Regions from separate parts of the Homo sapiens genome. Here region 1 is linked to region 2. A link is an interaction called in ENCODE POLR2A ChIA-PET data of the cell type or tissue named here. Cell type or tissue: Caco-2. All regions are shown on one strand. Links, peaks and the distances in the headings refer to the core of each region. The heading gives the core; the rest is flanking DNA. Region 1 has its middle 26 kb from the start of MIR4324. Region 2 overlaps KASH5 (KASH domain containing 5).

Region 1 (9,943 bases), core at 583-8,582, 120 kb before region 2:
ACTTTTTTTTTTGAGACGGAGTTTTGCTCTTGTCCCCCAGGCTGGAGTGCAATGGCATGATCTCAGCTCACTGCAACCTCTGCTTCCCAGGTTCAAGAGATTCTCCTGCCTCAGCCTCCCAGGTAGCTGGGATTACAGGCACCCAACACCATGCCCGCCTAATTTTTGTGTTTTTAGTAGAGGTGGGGTTTTGACATATTGACCAGGGTGGACTAGAATTCCTGACCTCAAGTGATCCACCCACCTCGGCCTCCCGAAGTGCTGTGATTACAGGAATGAGCCGCCATGCCTGGCCGAATTGTAAATTTTAAATAGGTTGATTGTGTGGTATATGAATCACATTTCAATAAAGCTGTCACAGAAGACTATCTTAGGCCTCTGGACAAAAGGGAGCTTGGGAGTGTCTGGTAGACATCTCTGATAGCAATAACTTTCCTTAACCCTACCCTTATGGCAGATACACCTGACAGCAATAACTTAAGCTGCCTCTGAGAATGAGGGTTGCCACGTAGAGGTTGCTAGGGGAGGATGCTAAGTGAAAGTGCCCTATGAACTGCATTTTTTTTTCTTTTTTTTGAGACAGAGTCTCGCTCTGTCACCCAGGCTGGAGTGCAGTGGTACCATCTGAGCTCACTGCAACCTTGCCTCCCAAGTTCAAGCGATTCTCCTGCCTCAGCCTCCCAAGTAGCTGGGACTACAGGCGCCCGCCACCATGCCCAGCTAATTTTTATATTATTAGTAGAGACGGTTTCACCATGTTGGCCAGGCTGGTCTCGAACTCCTGACCTCAAGTGGTCCACCTGCCTCAGCCTCCCAAAGTACTGGGATTACAGGCACGAGCCACCGAGTCTGGCCTGAACTGCATGCTTTTTGCAAATGGTTGTAGTTCTCCTGTCCAGTCCACCACCACTGGCCCATGCTGCAAGTTCCCCCAAATAAGCCCTGTGTTTTGTGTGCTGGCTCTGGGTCTCTTCTTCAGCCTCTTGAACTTGGTGCCATGGCTACTGAAGTTAACAGGCATTTGGCACGACAACCGATGATCCCAGCAGGAGGTTGGAGAAAATCCTGTGCACGCAGAGTCGATGGGATTGGAGAGGAGAATATCATCGGGGGGCATCTCGGGCTGGCTGTCCACGTCTGTGTGGGGCCCAACAGCCACTATCCTTGATGGATGAGGCCCAAGGCATGGGTACAGAGATGCCCCCAAAACACTGAAGGGTCTGGAAGAGCTATTGCAGGAGGTGGATCTAACTAAGCAAAAGTTAGATGCCTGAGCTGTGGCAGCTGCGGTTGGCTGGCCACTCCTGACTGTGCTCTGAGCAGCCTCGGGGGCCGGGCTCATGGCGCAGGTGAAGGTGCATCCATTACAAGATGAACTGCGATGACAAAGAGATGCCTAATTAGATCAGACTGAAACATCAGAGACCGACTGTCCTGCCTGCAGGCACGGGATGACAAAATGGAGAGACCCTGGCTTGTCAGGTATGGTCCATTTGAAAAGCTGCTGGCTGCTATGTCAATGAGTTAGGGCCCTCATGACTAAATCATCCTGGGACCCTAAGTTCTGGGACCCCATGGAGAGCTCTAGTGGGGAAGAGAGTGAGGCCTGGGATGAGCTCATGGAGGTGCCCATCCTCTCTGCACGTTTGCTGGTCAACACCAAGATGAAAGCCGACCAACCACAGACATAGGGGGTCACCCTGCAAGACTTGCCCCTGCCTGGAAGACACCATAGTGCGGGATTCCACGGCTGTGGAGTTGGTGGAGCTGGGAACTAGGTTCAGGAAGAAGGGCAGAGAGTCGGTCACAGGGTGGCTTCTCTGTCTATGGGACATGGAACAGAGATGAGTGAAATGGCATCCATCACCAACCATCCAGCCCTGAGGCGGTGCCTCGATGGCACCAATAATGACGATCGGGCCACCCCCTCCTTAGCCGGGTGGTTGCAAGCTGCAAGGCAGCCTGGCCAAATGAAAGGAATGTCCCAGCTGGGTGCAGTGGCTCAGGCCTGTAATCCCAGCACTTTGGGAGGCCGAGGCAGGAGGATCATGAGGTAGGGAGTTTGAGACCAGCCTGGCCAATATGGTGAAACCCCGTCTCTACTAAAAATACAAAAATTAGTCGGGTGTCGTGGCAGGTGCCTGTAATCCCAGCTACTCGGGAGGCTGAGGCAGAAGAATCGTTTGAACCCGGGAGGCGGAGGTTGCAGTGAGCTGAGATGGAGCCATTGCACTCCAGCCTGGACAACAGGGCGAGACTCCATCTCAAAAAGAAAGAAAGGAATGTCCCCACATCTCCTTTGTGATGACAGATTATGGAGGAATTGAGGGACATCCTCTGGGAATTAGGGGTGATGCTTGCTATCTACACTGAGCATTACCGAGGCCCTGACAAGGAGCTTTTCACTGCGGGCATGAGAAATGCCATCTTACAGTAGGCACACTACCAATGGTGTGGCACACTGGCGTCTATCTTGAGTCCCTTCATAGGAATCACTTGAACCTGGGAGGCGGAGGTTGCAGTGAGCCAAGATCGTGCCACTGCACTCCAGCCTGGACCACAGAGTGAGACTCCGTCTCAGAAAAAAAAAAAAAAGGCAAAAAACCAAGAATGCATCCAGGAGGCAAGGTGGCTTACGCCTGTAATCCCAGCACTTTGGGAGGCTGAGGTGGGCAGATCACGAGGTGAGGAGTTCGAGACCAGCCTGACCAACATGGTGAAACCCTGTCTCTACCAAAAATACCAAAAGTTAGCTGGGCACCTGTAATCCCAGCTACTCTGGAGGCTGAGGCAGGAGAATCGCTTGAACCCGGGAGGTAGAGGTTGCAGTGAGCCGAGATCGTGCCACTGCACTCCAGCCTGGTGACAGAGTGAGACTCCATCTCAAAAACAAAACGAAACAAAAAAACAAGAATGTACAGGCTGTTCCCAGCGGATACTGGAGCTGAATGCACTCTCGTATGTGGTGACATCCGTGGTTCCAGTGGCCTATAACAATAGATGGTCGGTGGGGGCGGGGGTCGTGAAAGTCAGACAGGTTGAGCTAGTATTACAAGTTAGGAGACTGCTGCCCAAACCCTATTTAGTATACAGAGCTCCTATCCCAGATTACATCTTGGGAAGGGCTGTCTCATCAGGACTGTGACCCTCTGAATTGCGACTGAGTTAGGATGGTGAGGCGCGTGATCAAGGGGAATGCGAAATGGACACCAGCACAGCTGCCAGCCCCTCTGTGAATAGCAGCATTGAAACGACAACACCTGGCCGGGCGCGGTGGCTCACGCCTGTAATCCCAGCACTTTGGGAGGACGAGGCAGGCGGATCACGAGGTCAGAGGATCCAGACCGTCCTGGCTAACACGGTGAAACCCTGTCTCTACTAAAAGATACAAAAAATTAACCGGGCGCGGTGGCGGGTGCCTGTAGTCCCAGCTACTCCGGAGGCTGAGGCAGGAGAATGGCGCGAACCCGGGAGGCGGAGCTTGCAGTGAGCTGAGATCGTGCCACTGCACTCCAGCCTGGGCGACAGAGCAAGACTCCGTCTCAAAAAAAAAAAAAAAAAAGAAAAGAAAAAAGAAACGACAACACCTGCCAGGAGGTCATGATGAGATCATAGGGACTGAAAAGGAAAGAAGTCTGGGTAGACATTATAAGACCAGTGAACAGCCCATACAATAGCCCTGCATGGCCCATGTGGATGCCTGATGGGACACGGAGAATGACATATTACTGGGAGTTCAACAAAGCCGTCCCCCTAATGTATGCAGCTGTTCTCATATCGCCTCCTTTCTTATGAGGATAAGAGAGGGACTGCACGCACCTCATTTTGTCATTGCATTCACCTGGTATATTAGTCCGTTTTCAAGCTGCTATAAAGAACTGCCCAAAACTAGGTAATTCATAAGGGAAAGAGGTTTAATTGACTTACAGTTCAGCATAGCTGGGGAGGCCTCAGGAAGCTTACGATCACAGCAGAAGGCAAAGGGGAAGAAAGGCACCCTCTTCACGAGGCCGGGCGAAGGGGGGAAGAGCCCCTTATAAAACCATCAGATCTCGCGAGATCTCACTCCCTGCCACGAGAACAGCATGGGGGAAACCGCCCCAATGATTCAATTACCTCCACCTGGTGTCTCTGACACGTGGGGATTATAGAGATTTCAACTCAAGACGAGATTTGGATGGGGACACAAAGCCTAACCCTAGCTGGGCGTGGTGGCGGGCGCCTGTAATCCCAGCTGCTCAGGAGGCTGAGGCAGGAGAATGGTGTGAACCTGGGAGGCGAAAGTTGCAGTGAGCCGAGACCACGCCATTGCACTCCAGCCTGGGCAACAGAACGAGACTCCCTCTCAAAAAAAAAGCCTAACCTTTTCACCTGGGAAGGAGAACAATATACCTTTACTGTCTTGCCGCGGGGATATTTCCATAGCCTCACTATCTGTCAACGCCTAGTGGCCACAGACCTCAGTAGATGGACTACCCTGGAGAGGGTACATGTTTTCCTTTACATTGATGTTAAATTCTGAGTCTTTTGCCAGCTAACTTCTGAGTCTCTATAGCCCTCACCTTGCTGTCTCACTTGGTTAACAGAGGATGGGCGGTCAATGCAGACAAAGGCAGGGTCCAGGCTTATCAGTCCAATACTTGGTGTCATCTGGTTGGGTAAGACTAACGGTGTTCAATTTGCCATTCTACATATGGTGCAGGCCTACCCACATCCTACACCACCAAAGTGGCTGCAAACCTTCTTAGTTCTTCTAAGGCCGTGGTGTCCTTTTATTTCCCATTTGGCTCAACTCCTTAGGCCACTGTACCACTTAGTCAAGAAGGGGGCCAACTGGGACCAGTGGCAAAGGCAAGGACACAAACTTGTACCTTTAGGATTCTGGTTCCAGCTATGGAAGGGGACTGAAGTTACAGTGTCAGGGAGCTATAATTCTGCACTACGTGTTATGCCTTACAGCAAGTGGAAGATGTTCCAAAGGGGTTCCCATGCTAGTACATACCCAGTACCCCATAGTAGGTTAGCTGGGATTACAGGTGCCCGCCACCACGCCCACCTAATTTTTGTATTTTTAGTAGAGACAGGGTTTTGCCATGTTGGCCAGGCTGGTCTCAAACTCCTGACCTCAGGTGATCCGCCCACCTTGGCCTCCCAAAATGTTGGGATTACAGGCGTAAGCCGCCACGCCCAGCCAGCCTGTGCATTCTTAGGTGACCAATATATAGTTAGCTAGCTCTATATGTGGCCGCCAGTCTCCAGACACTCAGCCACCATTGCTCTTATCGGGATCCTGAGGCCTTAGCCTTTATCCTAGTCGAAAGTAGGACACCTTCCAGAAACCAAAATCTGGGAATGCCCAGAAACAGATTGTGGCCAAATGGCACGCATGCCTGCAACAGAGGAGTACACGAACTAGCACAGGGTTCCGTTTGCTGCTTGGCCCTGTCACCTATGTGACAGCTGAAGGACAGTCTTTGACAAGGCACTGAGCCTCCACATATTCCCTCCTTTATATAAGAGGGACAGGCCCCAATTCCTGACCAGGCCTGGTACACAGATGGCTTGTCACGAGGCAATCCTTCCACCTGTATCCAGCTGTCCACTGAGAGTATCTGGCTCGATACAGGCAAAGGACATGTAGCCAATGGGCTGAGCTGCCTGGATGGTTTCTTCTAGGAGCCGGACCCAACAGTCCTGTGCACTGACATCTGGGCACCATCTTTAAGGGGCCCACCATGTGCCTACTACAAGGAGAAACACAGGATTGGATGGTAGCAGGCAGCCCCCTTTGGGGGGCTGATATAGAAGAACATTCTCCACTGCACCTGGGGGATGCATGTAACAGTCTAGCGTCTGGATGCCCACACTGCATAATATCCCTATTGTCTTACTCCAGCCTCATGTGACACTTTGTAGAGAGGGGGCCAACCTATTTGGTATTGCAAACCAAGCACCAGGCCACTCTCGGGGTGATGCTGTCTCAGAAGGACACAACTTCCTGTTTCTTGTAAAATGACCATGAGGCTGGGTGCAGTGGTACATGCCTGTAATCCCAGCACTTTGGAAGGCCGAGGTGGGTGGATCACCTGAGGCCAGCAGTTTGAGACCAACCTGGCCAATATGGCAAAACGCCACCTGTACTAAAAACAAAAAATTAGCTGGGCATGATGGCGGGCGCCTATAATCCCAGCTACTTGGGAGGCTGAGGCAGGAGAATCGCTTGAACCCAGGAGGCGGAGGTTGCAGTGAGCCGAGATCCAGCTACTGCACTCCAGCCTGGGCAACAAGAGTGAAACTCTGTCTCAAAAAGAAAAAAATGACCATGACTTGCCCCTTCTTGTACTCACTAAACATCTCACTTTTCACCCATAGATGGTATGCAGCAAACCTCTTGCCAGCTGAGCACAGACGGTGGTCTCTCTCCAGAACAAAACAGACTGTTGGGTCTGCAGAGAGCTGCCCCTCTCCTCCACTGCGGGCCTGCCGTGGTGCCTCGCAGCAGTTAACCTGAGTACCTGAAGCCACTTTTATATTCATTATTTTTTCTGTTGTAGTTTGTATTGCTGCTGTGGTGTCTGGCTGCAATGCTCCTCCGCATACCTGGCCCCAGGGAAATGGTGGAAGAACGGTACAAGAATGTGAGGGCCATTCAAAGGTATGCTAGAGTGGCCAGGTCGCAGTGGCTCACGCCTGTAAACCCAGCATTTTGGGAGGGCCGAGGCATGTGGATCACTTGAGGTCAGGAGTTCAAGACAAGCCTGGCCAACATGGTGAAACCCCATCTCTACTAAAAATACAAAAATTAGCCAGGTGTGGTGGCACATACCTGTAATCCCAGCTACTCAGGAGGCTGAGGCAGGAGAATCACTTGAACCTGGGAGGCGGAGGTTGCAGTGAGCCAAGATCGCACCACTGCACTCTAGCCTTGGCGACAGAGTGAGACTCCGTCTCAGAAAAATGAAAAACAAAAACAAAAAAAACACAGCAAGGTGGGTATGCTGGAGTGAGGGTATATGGTAGACGCACCTGGCAGCAATAACTTAAGCACACCCTGAGGATAAGGGCTGCCGCATGGAGGTTGCTGGGGGAGGGTGCTGAGTGAAAGTGCCATATAAACTGCATGCATTTTGCAAGTGGGTGTGGTTCTCCTGTCCAGCTCATCACCACTGGATCACCCTGTAAGTTATCTCAAATAAACCCTATTTCTCGTTTGCTAGCCCTGGGTCTCTTCTTCAGCCTCTTGAACGTGGCGCCATCCCTATTGAAGCGTCCCGCATGTCAGGGATGCAAATTAGAAAGCAGAATTAGGCCAGGTGCAGTGGCTCACGCGCTTTGGGAGGCTGAGGCGGGCGGATCCCTTGAGGCCAGGAGTTCGAGCCCAGCCTGGCCAACATGGCAAAACCCCTATCTCTACTAGAAATACAAAAATTAGCTGGGCACAGTGGTGTGCGCCTATAATCCCAGCTACTTGGGAGGCTGAGACATAAGAATCGCGTGAGCCCAGGAGGTAGAGGTTGCAGTAAGCCGAGATCGTGCCACTGCACTCCAGCTTGGGCAACAGAGCGAGACTGTCTCAAAAAAAAGAAAAAAAAAAGGCTGGGTGCAGGGGCTCACGCCTGTAATCCTAGCACTTTGGGAGGCCAAAATGGGCAGATCATGAGGTCAGGAGTTCGAGACCAGCAACTCTCGAGACAGGGCTACATGTGACTCTCGAGACTGTCTCGAGACTGTCTAGAGACAGGGCAACATGGTGAAACCCTGTCTCTACTAAAAATACAAAAATAGCTGGGCGTGGTGGTGCACCCCTGTAATCCCAGCTACTCAGAAGGCTGAGGCAGGAGAATTGCTTGAACCTAGGAGGCAGAGTTTGCAGTGAGCCAAGACCGAGACACTGTACTCCAGCCTGGGCAACAGAGCAAGGCTCTGTCAAAAAAGAAAGAAAGAAAGAGAGAGAGAGAGAGAGAGAGAGAGAGAGAGAGGGAAACACACTAAGAGAGAAATAAAATATTTTTTCTTTCTTTCTTTGAGATGGTAAGCCCCTACTTTTCAATCCCCCTCTCCCAAGTTCCACCTCCAAAACTGGACCGGGGATGGTGGGGAGGTAGGTGGGAGGGGCCTTGAGGCAGAAGGGAGGATGAGTGCCCTGGTTCCCAAAAGGGAGGAGGTTGAAGACCCAGACTATTTGATGAGAAGGAGGAGCCCACCGCCTTCTCTCTCCCATCCCCACATTACCCGATTCAATAGTGCAAGTCTTCAAGCAGATAGAGCATTTGGAATTTGGGGGGTGGATGGGCTGGCCTAATAGGGCACAGGAGCCAATGGGTGATGACACAGAGGTGCACGCCCCTCCAGCCCTCCTATCTTCAAGCTTGAAGAGCCAGACTTCAGAGGTCTGGAAACTTCAGATGCCTCTGCTCTTTCCTTTCTGCAGATCCACCTCTTGAGTCCTGCCTGCCAATGGTTGGGGGTGTCTTCTTTTCCTTTATCACTGAAACTTACCCGTGGGCTCTAAGCAATCTAAAAGCCTGAGATCTCTGAGCATTTAAGGGAAACCCATTCCCTGGATCTTTGGGAATCCCAATCACCTCTGTCCACAGCCCCCATCCCCAGCAGGTAACTGACAGGCCCCCCAGTCTCCTTTTGGGGAGTACTTCAGCACCCTCATGGCACTACCCTCCCACAAGTTCTTAAAGACCCACTCAGTGATCATCCACTGGGCAAGTTCAGTTGATTTGACCCTGGGATAAAAACCAGTGGTGCCCAGTACTGAGCAGAAATGGGACTCTTGGTGAGCTCAGTGAAACAGCTTGTTAGTAACTGGTTGTGGCACTGATTTACAGATGTACTCAGTCCACAACACAATGTTCAAACCTTGAGTGCAACCTCTTTTTAGAAATAATTTTAGACCTATAATAGGATTATCATGTATCAGTAGCAAGCACATTAATATCTTCCCCATCTTTGTTGAAGTCACCATTTCCCAGGTTTCCCTTGGCTAAAGGCCAGCCCGTGGATAATGCAAGCCTGGTAATCTAGTATCTGAGTTTGCCAGAGCAAGGGGAGGGCAGGAACTCAGGGCTGGACATTTAGCTTTAGAAAGACTGTGATATGGTTTGGCTGTGTCCCCATTTAAATCTCAACTTCAGTTGTATCTTCCAGAATTCCCATGTGTTGTGGGAGGAACCCAGGGGGAGGTAATTGAATCATGGGGGCTGGTCTTTTCCATGCTGTCTCATGATAATGAATAAATCTCATGAGATCTGATGGGTCTATCAGGGATTTCCACTTTTGCTTCATTTTCTCTCTTGCCACCACCATGTAAGAAGTGCCTTTCACCTCCCGCCAGGATTCTGAGGCCTCCCCAGCCATGTGGAACTGTAAGTCCAATTAAACCTTTTTGTTCCCAGTTTCAGGTATGTATTTATCAGCAGCATGAAAACTAATACAGTAAACTGGTACCAGTAGAGTGGGGTGTTGCTGAAAAGATACCCAACAATATGGAAGCAACTTTGGAACTGGGTAACAGGCAGAGGTTGGAACAGTTTGGAGGGCTCAGAAGAAGACAGGAAAATGTGGGAAAGTTTGGAACCTCCTGAAGACCTACTGAATGGTTTTGACAAAAATGCTGATATGAACAATAAGGTCCAGGCTGAGGTGGTCTCAGATGGAGATGAGGAACTTGTTGGGTACTGGAGCAAAGATGACTCTTTATTATGTTTTAGCAAAGTGACTAGTGGCATCTTGCCCCTGCCCTAGAGATTTGTGGAACTTTGAACTTGAGAGAGATGATTTAGTGTATCTGGCAGAAGAAATTTCTAAGCAGCAAAGTATTCAGAAGGTGACTTGCGTGCTGTTAAAAGCATTCCGTTTTAAAAGGGAAACAGCATAAAAGTTCAGAAAATTTGCAGCCTGATGATGCAGTGGAAAAGAAAAATCCATTTTT
Region 2 (9,943 bases), core at 614-8,613:
AACAGCCTGGACCCCAATGGGGAGGGCCCTAAGGCCACTGTGGACTTGGACACTTTCCTGGTTGTCATGCGTGACTGGATTGCTGCCTGTCAACTACATGGGTGAGTCCCCACATCTTCATCCTCCTCTGGGAAGTCCTTCCTAAGATCTAACCTCATACCTGCTTACTGGAGCCAGCATCCTTTAGGCCCAAGGACCTACTGTGTTTGGAATGAGGCTGTGGAGAGAAAAATGAAGAGACGGGATTCAGAGGGGGTAGATAGGGAGTCTGAGGACAAAATAATTTGGATGAGGAAGCAGAGGGGGTCTGGGAGACAGAAATAAAATGGGGCTGGAGAAGGGAGGAGTTTGGGGCTGACAGAGGTCCCTCCCCAACCCTTCACCAAACCCACTCCTTGCCCCTCCTGCTTTTCCATCTGGCCACGGGCACTTGCCATCTGGCCTCACCCTCCTACCCTGTGGTGCCAGCTCTCACCTGACCCGGTCCCCTCCTCCCACCTGCAATCCCCCTGCCTGTGGCTGGTGAGGACTGAGGGGCAGCTACAGTGGGGCGCTAAGCCTCATCCCTTTGATACAGGGGATTAGAGCTGGAAGAGGAGACCGCCTTCCAGGGAGCCCTGACCTCCCGGCAACTGCCATCTGGTGAGATTGCTATATATAGAATGAAGCAGGCAGGCCCTGGGTCAGACAGTGTGGGGACTTACCACCCAGGGCAGAGCAAGGGATAGGGTAGGAACCAGGGACCTTTACTGTAGACTAGAGCTGTGAGTGTGGCTTTCTAGGTCCTCCGTCCCTTCCTTCCGTGAGCTTTGGGTTTCTTTTCTTCAGAGGGTGGTTTCCAACTCGTTCTCCTCACACCAGCCCTATTAGAGAGGCCTACGAGGCCCCGCCTACCTCTGCTCCATCATTAACATCACCTCTCCTCACTCTAGTCCAGGAATTCACAGGCCCACTGGTCTTGCTGCCCTTCCTCGAATGTGCCCCACTTCTGCCCAGCACAGGTCCTTGCTCAGGCTGTTCCCCTCCACTCCTTGCTCCCCACCCTGCTGGACTTTTTTTTTTTTTTTTTTTTTTTTTTTGAGATAAGAGTTTCACTCCTGTTGCCCAGGCTGTTGTGCAATGGCGCAATCTCAGCTCACCGCCACCCCCGCCTCCTGGGTTCAAGCAGTTCTTCTGCCTCAGCCTTCCGCATAGCTGGGATTACAGGCATGCACCACCACGCCCAGCTAATTTTGTATTTTTCATAGAGACGAGGTTTCTCCATGTTGGTCAGGCTGGTCTCGAACTCCCGACCTCAGGTGATCCAACTGCCTTGGCCTCCCAAAGTGCTGGGATTACAGGCGTGAGCCACTGCGCCAAGCCGTCATCCACTCCTCTGGCAAAGGGGAAGCCCTGGTATGCCCCTGGCTAGAGTTCCTTGCTCCCCATGCTCACTCCTAGACTTGTAGGCCTTTCCATTGGAACATCCACCTGCAGAGGAAATCTGATTATCTAGTTAGCCACTGGCACCTGGGTTTAGTTGGCTGGTTTGCTCACCATTGTATCCCCAGGACCTCACACATAGGAGGTGCTCCATAAAAAAAGTGGTCATGATTACAGGCGTGAGCCTGTAATCCCAGCATTTTAGAAGGCCAAAGTGGAAAGAACATTTGAGCCCAGTAGTTTGAGACCAGCCTGGGCAACATAGTGAGACACCATCTCTACTAAAAATAAAAAATTAGCTGAGTGCGGTGGCATGTACCTGTGGTCCTAGCCGGGACACTGAGTCAGGAGGATCGCTTGAGCCTGAAAGGTCAAAGCTGCAGTGAGCCATGCATTGCACCACTGCACTCCAGCCTGGGCAATAGAGCAGGATCCTGTCTTTTAAAAAAAAAAAAAAAAAATGGTGGTCATGTTCCATTTCTCTAGCCATACAAAAAACGGTGGGGAAGGAAGTTCTCTTCAACCTCCTTCATCAGGCTTGGGGGCCCAGGGAGGGCTGCAAGCAGAGGAGGGACTAGAGGCCAGAAGGCCAGAGAAGAGGCTCTGGTGAGGATCCAAGAGGAGAAAGCAAGGGCCGGGGCATGGAGACAGAGAGGAGGGGTGGAGCAGAGAGTCAGGGGCAGGAGGGAGAAGTCTGGGCTCTGCTGGACTGGGGGTGACAGGGAGCAAGGGAGCCAGGTCCGCCCAGTGGCTGAGTGGTCGGTGGGGGATCTGGGAAGGGGAAGGTGAAGTGCTGCCCAGTGTTGGGTGTAAAGAATGTGGGGAGTTAGGGTTATCTGGGAGATCCAGCCTGAGCTCAAGGTAGAAGACAAGCAAGAGGGCTTTACAGTGGGTATAACTGCAGCCCCAAAAGCCCATGAGATTCTCCAGAGCACAGGTGAGGGTGGAGGCAGATGGAGTCCAACCTCAGAGCCCTGGGGCACTTTACGTTTAAGGGTTCCAGGGAAGCCAACATTCTCTTGGCTCTCTCCCTCCAGGATGCCCAGAAGCTGAGGAGCCAGCCAACCTGGAGAGCTTCGGAGGCGAAGACCCCAGACCCGAGCTGTACCTATCCTCACACCCCTCCCTGACCCTCCTGCCCACACCCTGTCCCCTCCAGCCTGCCGAGGCCCGGGTAGGGCTTGGGATCCTTCAGGGAAATGAATGAGGGACGGGGCTTTGCTGAAAGTTCAGGGAGAGCAGAGGAGTCTCTCTCCTGTTTATCTTTCCCCAAAAGAGCCACATCTCCCCACCACCAGCACCTACCTCGACCCGGGGAAATGAGTCAGGGGCTGTGGACAGTGACCTGAACCCCTTCCTTGCCCCTAGACAAGCCACAGCTGACCTGCTGAGCAGCCTGGAGGACCTGGAGCTCAGCAACCGACGTCTGGTTGGGGAGAATGCCAAATTGCAGCGGAGCATGGAGACAGCTGAGGAGGGGTCAGCACGCCTTGGGGAGGAGATCTTGGCTCTGCGTAAGCAGCTTCACAGGTGGGCTGGATGCCACACCCACCCTCCCCAGCGCCCCTGCCTCCGTCCTCCCTGCAGCAGCCGGCCTCTATCTCCCATGCTCGTGTCTGCATCCTGCTCTTTGACTCTGTACCTGTCCTTTCTTTTCCCTTTTCTGTTTTTATCTTTTGTGTCTCTCTGATTCTTATCTCTCAGCCTCTGTTTTGGTCTTTTTATCTTTCCCTTGAGGGTTCAGACTTCTCTCTCTCTCTTTTTTTTTTTTTTGAGACAGGTTCTCACTCTGTCACCCAGGCTGGAGTGCAGTGGGGGTGATCACAGCTCACTGTACCCTCCGCCTCTGGGCTCTAGCGAGCCTCCCACCTCAGCTTCCCAAGTAGCTGGGACCACAGGCCCACCACCCTGCTTGGCTAATTTTGTTTTATTTTTTATAGAAATGAGTTCTCACTGTGTTGCCCATGCTGGTCTCAAACTCCTGGGCTCAAGCCATCCTCCCGCCTTATCCTCCCAAAGTGCTGGGAGTACAGGCCTGAGCCACTGCACCCAGCCTAGATTTCTCTCTTTATTCTTTAACTCTCTGATTCTTCATGTCACTCGCCCTTTCATCTCTCTGTGCTTTGTCATTCTTCATGTTTATCGTGGTCTCCCTGTTCTAGTCCCCCACTCTCTCTAGGTCTCTTTCCCACTTCCTCAGTCTTTTAGGTTAAAACTGGGTCTCTGTGCCCACACCAGGTCTCCTTCTCCTCTTTTCTCTCTGGGTCTCTGTCCTCCCCTCTCTCTGGGTCTCTGTCCCTGCCTACCACCTGGGATCTCTCTGTTGCTAGTGTCTCTCAGAATGGATCTGTCTCTGTGCTTCTCTGCCTTCCTCCCTCTCGTATGGCTCATCTGCCCCCACCCGCATTCAGCACCCAGCAGGCCCTGCAGTTTGCCAAGGCCATGGATGAGGAGCTGGAGGACCTGAAGACTCTGGCCAGGAGCCTGGAGGAACAGAATCGCAGCCTTCTGGCCCAAGCCCGGCAGGCGGTGGGTCTGGCCCAGGGGAAGGAAGGTGCCCTCTCTCTTCTTTGTTTCCTGGAGTCAGGGCGGCAGAGTGTGACTATGGAGTAGGAAGGGGCAGAGGTCACCTGGCTTTCTCCCTCTCTCCAGGCCCTGCTCACCCTAGACTTTTTCAAGCTTACCTGCCATCCTTCTCATGACAAAGGAGACAGCAGGAGCCATCAGGGCTTCCCAGACCCATTCCCCCAGGCCCTGGTTGTGTTTTCAGGGGTGGGAGAAGGGCAACATGGGGGCAAGGAGGCTAGAAATGAAACCTTTGTCCTCTCTCTGGGGTTGGTCAGGAAAAGGAGCAGCAGCATCTGGTGGCTGAGATGGAGACTCTGCAGGAGGAGGTGAGCGGAGGCCCAGCACCACCCCCACCCCTTCCCCAGTCCTTAAGGTCTTCTTGACACCACTCCCTTCTGCCCCCAACACCCCAGCAGCCTGTCTTGGGGAGACCTCAGAATGTCAGTAGTGTGGGAATGTCCCTGAGGTTATATCACACTGTGAGAACAGCCGTGGTTTACAAGAGTGTGAGGCATGGGGTCAGCCTACATGGCTTCAGGCTGAGGCCACCTACATAAGAGTGGACCAGTGCCTCCCTTCTCTGTGCCTCAGTTGCCTCACCTATAAAGATGAACAAAACAATGGCATCTGCCTCAGTGGTTTGTGTGAGACTTCAACCGAAGGATACTTGCAAAGTCTTGGGCACAAGGTAGGACACATAGGATGTGCTCACTAAAAGTTATCTAGCATTGTTTCTATATTAGTATTTTTTACAGTGAATAAAACAGCCAGGCACAGTGGCTCATGCCTGGAATCCCAGCACTTCGGGAGGCCTAGCTGGGTGGACCCCTTTAGCCTAGGAGTTCGAGACCATCCCGGGCAACATGGCAAAACCTTGCCTCTACAAAAAATAGAAAAATAAGCCAGGCATGGTAGTGTGCACCTGTAGTCCAGCCACTCAGGAGGCTGAGGTGGAAAGACTGCACGAGCCCGGGAGACAGAGGTTGCAGTGAGCCAAGATTGCATCATGGCATTCCAGCCTGGATGACAGAGCGAGAGCCTCTCAAAAAAAAAAAAAAAAAAAAAATTGGATTTGAAGTCAACCTTGAGTTCAAATCCCATCTCCGCCACTTACACAATAGGCAACCTTTAAGCATGTGACTTCTCCTTCTCAAGCCTTTACTTTTAGTTTCTTTTTTTTTTTTTTCTTTTTTTTTTTTTTGAGACAGAGTTTCATTCTTGTTGCCCAGGCTGGAGTGGAATGGCGCGATCTTACCTCATGGCAACCACCGTCTCCCGGTTCAAGTGATTCTTCTGCCTCAGCCTCCCAAGTAGCTGGGATTACAGGCATGTGCCACCACACCTGGCTAATTTTGTTTTTTTGTTGGTTGGTTGGTTTGTTTGTTTTAGTAGAGACGGGGTTTTTCCATGTTGGTCAGGCTGGTCTCAAACTCCCGACCTCAGGTGATCTGCCCACCTCAGCCTCCCAAAATGCTGGGATTACAGACATGAGCCACCACACCTGACCTACTTTTATTTTCAAAGAACTGGAAGAAGGGTATCTGTTCAGTAGGCTTGTTTTGAGGATTGACAGCATTTCACTGAGGGACTAGCAAACAATATGAAGAGACTGAGTTCAGCTTCACATTTAATTCAAGCCCCGTTCCATCCAAGACAGAAAAACATCATCTTAGTTCATTCTGGGCCCACCTAATTTTTTTTAGATTGAAACAAACTCATCAATTGACAATGAAACCTGTCACCACCCCCGACCTCAAGGTGGTATCTAAGTTGCAGGAGACTGATGCAGGAGCCTAGTGCTCTAGGAGGCTGCTGATCCTCACTCAATGTTTCTCCTCTCTGCTGTTCATGAGATTGATGGGTTTTGTCCAAGCGTTTGTCACCACTGTGTGCTGGCATCTACTGTGAGGCCCGCATTGCCTTTGGATCTCTGGACATACCATCTTCTTCATCTTCTGGTGGTGATCCCTTATCTGGGCTGGGACTCTTACTCCACCACTTCCACACCCTTCCAGAGCCAGGGAGGTGATTTGGCTACTTTCCTGTGAAAGGGAAGAGGCTGGGGTCACTGCCCAAAGCCCCTGCCTCATTTCCCCAGGCCAGGGTGGGTGCTCATGGTGGGGAGATGTGGCTTCTCTGGGGAAAGAGAAACAGGAGAGAGATTCCTCTGTTCTCCCTGAGCTGTTAGCAAAGTCCCTGTCCGTCACTCATTTCCCTGAAGGATCCCAAACCCCACCCAGGCCTTGACAGACTGGAGGACACAGGGCTGGGGTGGGCAGAGGTCTGGAGAGGACCCACCAGTGAGGCCTCTTTGCTTTCACAAGAAAGTAGCATCTCTATTATTCTCACACCGTGATGATTCTGAGAGTGCTCTGGGAAGTACACGCAAGGCCTCTCAGATCACAAGACTTCCAGGGCTCTGCGGTTCTCCATCCATACCCTCCACCCCTCATAGCTAGCCCTGGGTTAGGGGAAAACTCTGGGCTCATTTTCAGCCTATTCTCTTCTCTGTCTGTCCTGCATTCCTCCCCCAGCTCTAAGGATCTCTGCCTAGTCCAGACAGATCATGTATTCCCAAAAAATATCTTTGTCCTACATGTGCAGTGTTTTTTACACTGAAATCCAAAATCTTTCTGCTATTTTCTGGCTCTTCCATGAAAACTCACCCCCTTGGGGCAATGGGAATCTCACAGCAGGATGGCTGTACCATGTGAGACATGGAATGCAGCAGGATGTGACAGTTTCTTTCAGAACATCCCTTTTTAAGAATGAAAAAGTTGCCAGGCGCAGTGGCTCACGCCTGTAATCCCAGCACTTTGGGAGGCCGAGGTGGGTGGATCACCTGAGATCAGGAGTTCGAGACCAGCCTGGCCAACACGGTGAAGCCCCATCTCTACTAAAAATAAAAAAATCAGCCGGGTGTGGTGGCACACACCTGTAATCCCAGCTACTCGGGAGGCTGAGGCAGGAGAATCGCTTGAACCCAGGAGGCAGAGGTTGCAGTGAGCCAAGATGGTACCAGTGTACTCCAGTCTGGGCGACAGAGCAAGACTCAGTCTCAAAAAAAAAAGGAAAAGAAAAACTTTCCGGCTGGGCATGGTGGCTCACACCTGTAATCCCAACACTTTGGGAGGCCAAAGCAAGATTGCCTAGGCCAGGAGTTCGAGACCAACCTAGGCAACATAGTGAGAGCCCGTCTCTATAAAACAAAAAAAAACAAAAAAAGTAAATAAAAGAATGAAAGGCCAGGCACAGTGGCTCACGCTTGTAATCCCAGCATCTTGGGAGGCCGAGATGGGTGGATCATTTGAGGTCAGGAGTTCGAAACCAGCCTGACCAACATGGTGAAACCCCACCTCTACTAAAAATATAAAAATTAGCCAGGCGTGGTGGCAGGCGTCTGTAATCCCAGCTACTTGAGAGGCTGAGGCAGGAGAATCACTTGAACCCAGGAGGCAGAGGTTGCAGCGAGCTGAGATTGTGCCACCGCATTCTAGCCTGGGTGACAGAGCGAGACTCTGTCTCAAAAAAAATTTTTAAAAATGAAAAACTTTCCCTGAAGCCCCCTGGCAGAACTTCCTGCCTTACAGTTCATTGCCATTCAGCCATTATAACCAGACTACATGGATAATATGGCCACTAATGGGTCCAGAACGCTCCAGGGAAGAGAACAAAGAAATGATGACTTCAATCTACACGACATTCATTTCCTTAACCAGAGGTTTAGAAGAAGGTGGTCTCTGGGAAGAAGGTGGTCTCTGGGAAGAAGGTGGTCTCTGGGAGGTTTGGTGGCTCCCTGGCTGCCTGTGGCCTCATTATTGCAGATGACTGCAACAGCTTCAATCTCATGTTCTCATTCAAAGTAGGAAAACGTGGGGCAAAGGGGAGCCATGAGGCTGGGCGCGGTGGCTCACACCTGTAATCCCAGCACTGTGGGAGGCCGAGGCGGGCAGATCACAAGGTCAGGAGATCGAGACTATCCTGGCTAACATGGTGAAACCCCCGTCTCTACTAAAAATACAAAAAATAAATAAATAAATAATTAGTTGGGCATGGCGGCGGGCCGCTATAGTCCCAGCTACTCTGGAGGCTGAGGCAGGAGAATGTCGTGAACCCAGGAGGCGGAGCTTGCAGTGAGCCGAGATTGTGCCACTGCACTCAGCTTGGGCGACAGAGCAAGACTCTGTCTCAAAATAAAAAAAAAGGGGGGGGGCAGCCAGGAAATGCCCCTCTCGTGGCTCCTTTCATCAGAAGCCTCTCACCCCACCCCCAGCAGCTCTTACATCTCACTGGCCAGAACTGGCTGACATAACGCCCCCAGCTGCAAAGGAGCCCAGGAGAATATGTGACCTTTTTCAGCCTCTAGAGTGGCAGGTGAACAAGTGAGAAGGGGTGAGAATGGCTGCTGGCTTAGCTAACCAGCTGAGCTTCCTGCATCTGCCAAGATTTCCACCTTGACTCACTCCCATGGCTGGGGCTGGGACCCATCTGCCCTCAGACAGAGAGAGTAGATCCCTCGACAAAAGCAGAAGGAGTAAGCAGGGTAAATAGCAACCAGCAGTCTCATCTCTACCTCCTCCCCACCAGGAAGGCCTGCTGCCAGGTTGAGTGCCTTGAGCAGCATCTGGGACACCCTCGGCCCTCGATAAACTGGAGCTATTCTTGGTTCCCTCCCCTCTACCTTCCCCCTCCACACAGCTGCCTACAGAGCATCTATAGATTGAGTTCTCAAGTTACAGTAGAATAATGCTGGAGTAACAAGACACTCAGACACTGAAGATCCAGGCAGCCTTCCTGTGGAGAACCTACAGAGCTGTCTCAGGTTACTGCAGAAGGAGGCAGGAGCAGCTGAGTAACCAGGTTCCCTGCCGAGTGGCCCAGGATCTGGCCTGCAAATCCCTACCAGGTGGACAGATGTTGAGACAGCACTCCTTTCCCGTCCTTCCTCTGCCCTTCACCTGGCAGCCCAGGCCCACTGAGACAGAGGGAGAGCAGCTGATGGAGGACTTGGAGCTGGCTGGAGGGAGGGAGAGGCTGGCCTTGGTGTATCCCCTGGAGTGCCAAGAGGAGGGGCGTGGTGAAAGGGAACTCTGGACTGCCTCCATGCCCCAAAGTGCATTTCCCCAGTGACCACCTCGCTTTGAAACCCTGTGCAACTTGATAGGTTTTTGGTGCCCCTAAACTTTAGACTGGAATCTGGGCCATTTTATGTTCAGGTCCCATTTCATGGCTGGCATGGGCTGCCCTCTCCGGCCTATTGTTTTCCCAGCTAACTGCCCTCAGCCTTGAAGACTCAGCAACGCCTCCTCAGGAAGCCTGTTAGTGCTCCCATGGTACCCAGGCTGTAGGCCTCACCAGAGCCCACCTCGTGCATTGTTACCCGCTTCTGCATCCATCGCCACCTCTAGAGCCTAATTCCCTTTGTGTCCCATTCTCACCCAGGGCTGTGTCTGGCTCACATGAGAGTCTGAGGATTATAAACAGAATTTGGAATCACACAGATTTAGGTTTGAGTCCATTTACCATGTGACCTTGCCAAGTCTCTTAGCCTCTCTACTCCTTTATAAAATTGGAAATGATTATACTATTAATAGGGCAACCAGACTTGGCATTACTCCTGAATGGCACAATTTGATATGTATAGCACCACCCAATCTTGCCAAGAAATTGAACAACAGTCTGGACAAGGCCCTGGATCTACCTACCAGTTTATAAGAAATAATGATAGAGGAAAGTGGTGAACATAACCACAGGGAACAAGAGCGCAATCAGCCTAATCTGAACGCACCAATCCTACAGGACAAGGGACCTGCTTTCTTCCACAGAATGAGGGCCTGAAGAGTACCAGGGTCGGGGTGGAGGGGGCAGAAATTACTGTCAGATTAAAAGAAGTAAGACATTTCAACCAAAAGCAATGATGGACCTTGTTTGGACCCTCAATCAAAGTAAATGT

The links. ChIA-PET counts read pairs that join two places held together with the same protein. Peaks named below come from ENCODE experiments on the same cell type or tissue, not always from the same donor. Only the 100,000 strongest peaks of a DNase experiment are listed, where the experiment ranks them.
Region 1: POLR2A ChIA-PET joins it to region 2 with 7 read pairs; 2 of 35 experiments call an interaction of 5 or more read pairs at or near these places.

Annotation. Positions count from the first base shown.
Region 1 is chr19:49,278,319-49,288,261 of GRCh38, forward strand. No RefSeq gene overlaps it. Among named protein-coding and RNA genes, the nearest start is that of MIR4324, 26 kb to the right of the region's middle. In Caco-2, for the core only: no CTCF peak of the experiment used is centred there; no DNase peak of the experiment used is centred there; H3K4me3 peaks cover 194 bases.
Region 2 is chr19:49,395,192-49,405,134 of GRCh38, forward strand. It overlaps KASH5 (KASH domain containing 5), which reads left to right. Exons shown (of 20, transcript NM_144688.5): 4 at 1-101; 5 at 578-642; 6 at 2,460-2,526; 7 at 2,791-2,952; 8 at 3,834-3,951; 9 at 4,266-4,316. Among named protein-coding and RNA genes, the nearest start is that of KASH5, 12 kb to the left of the region's middle. In Caco-2, for the core only: no CTCF peak of the experiment used is centred there; a DNase peak (open chromatin) is centred at 4,961.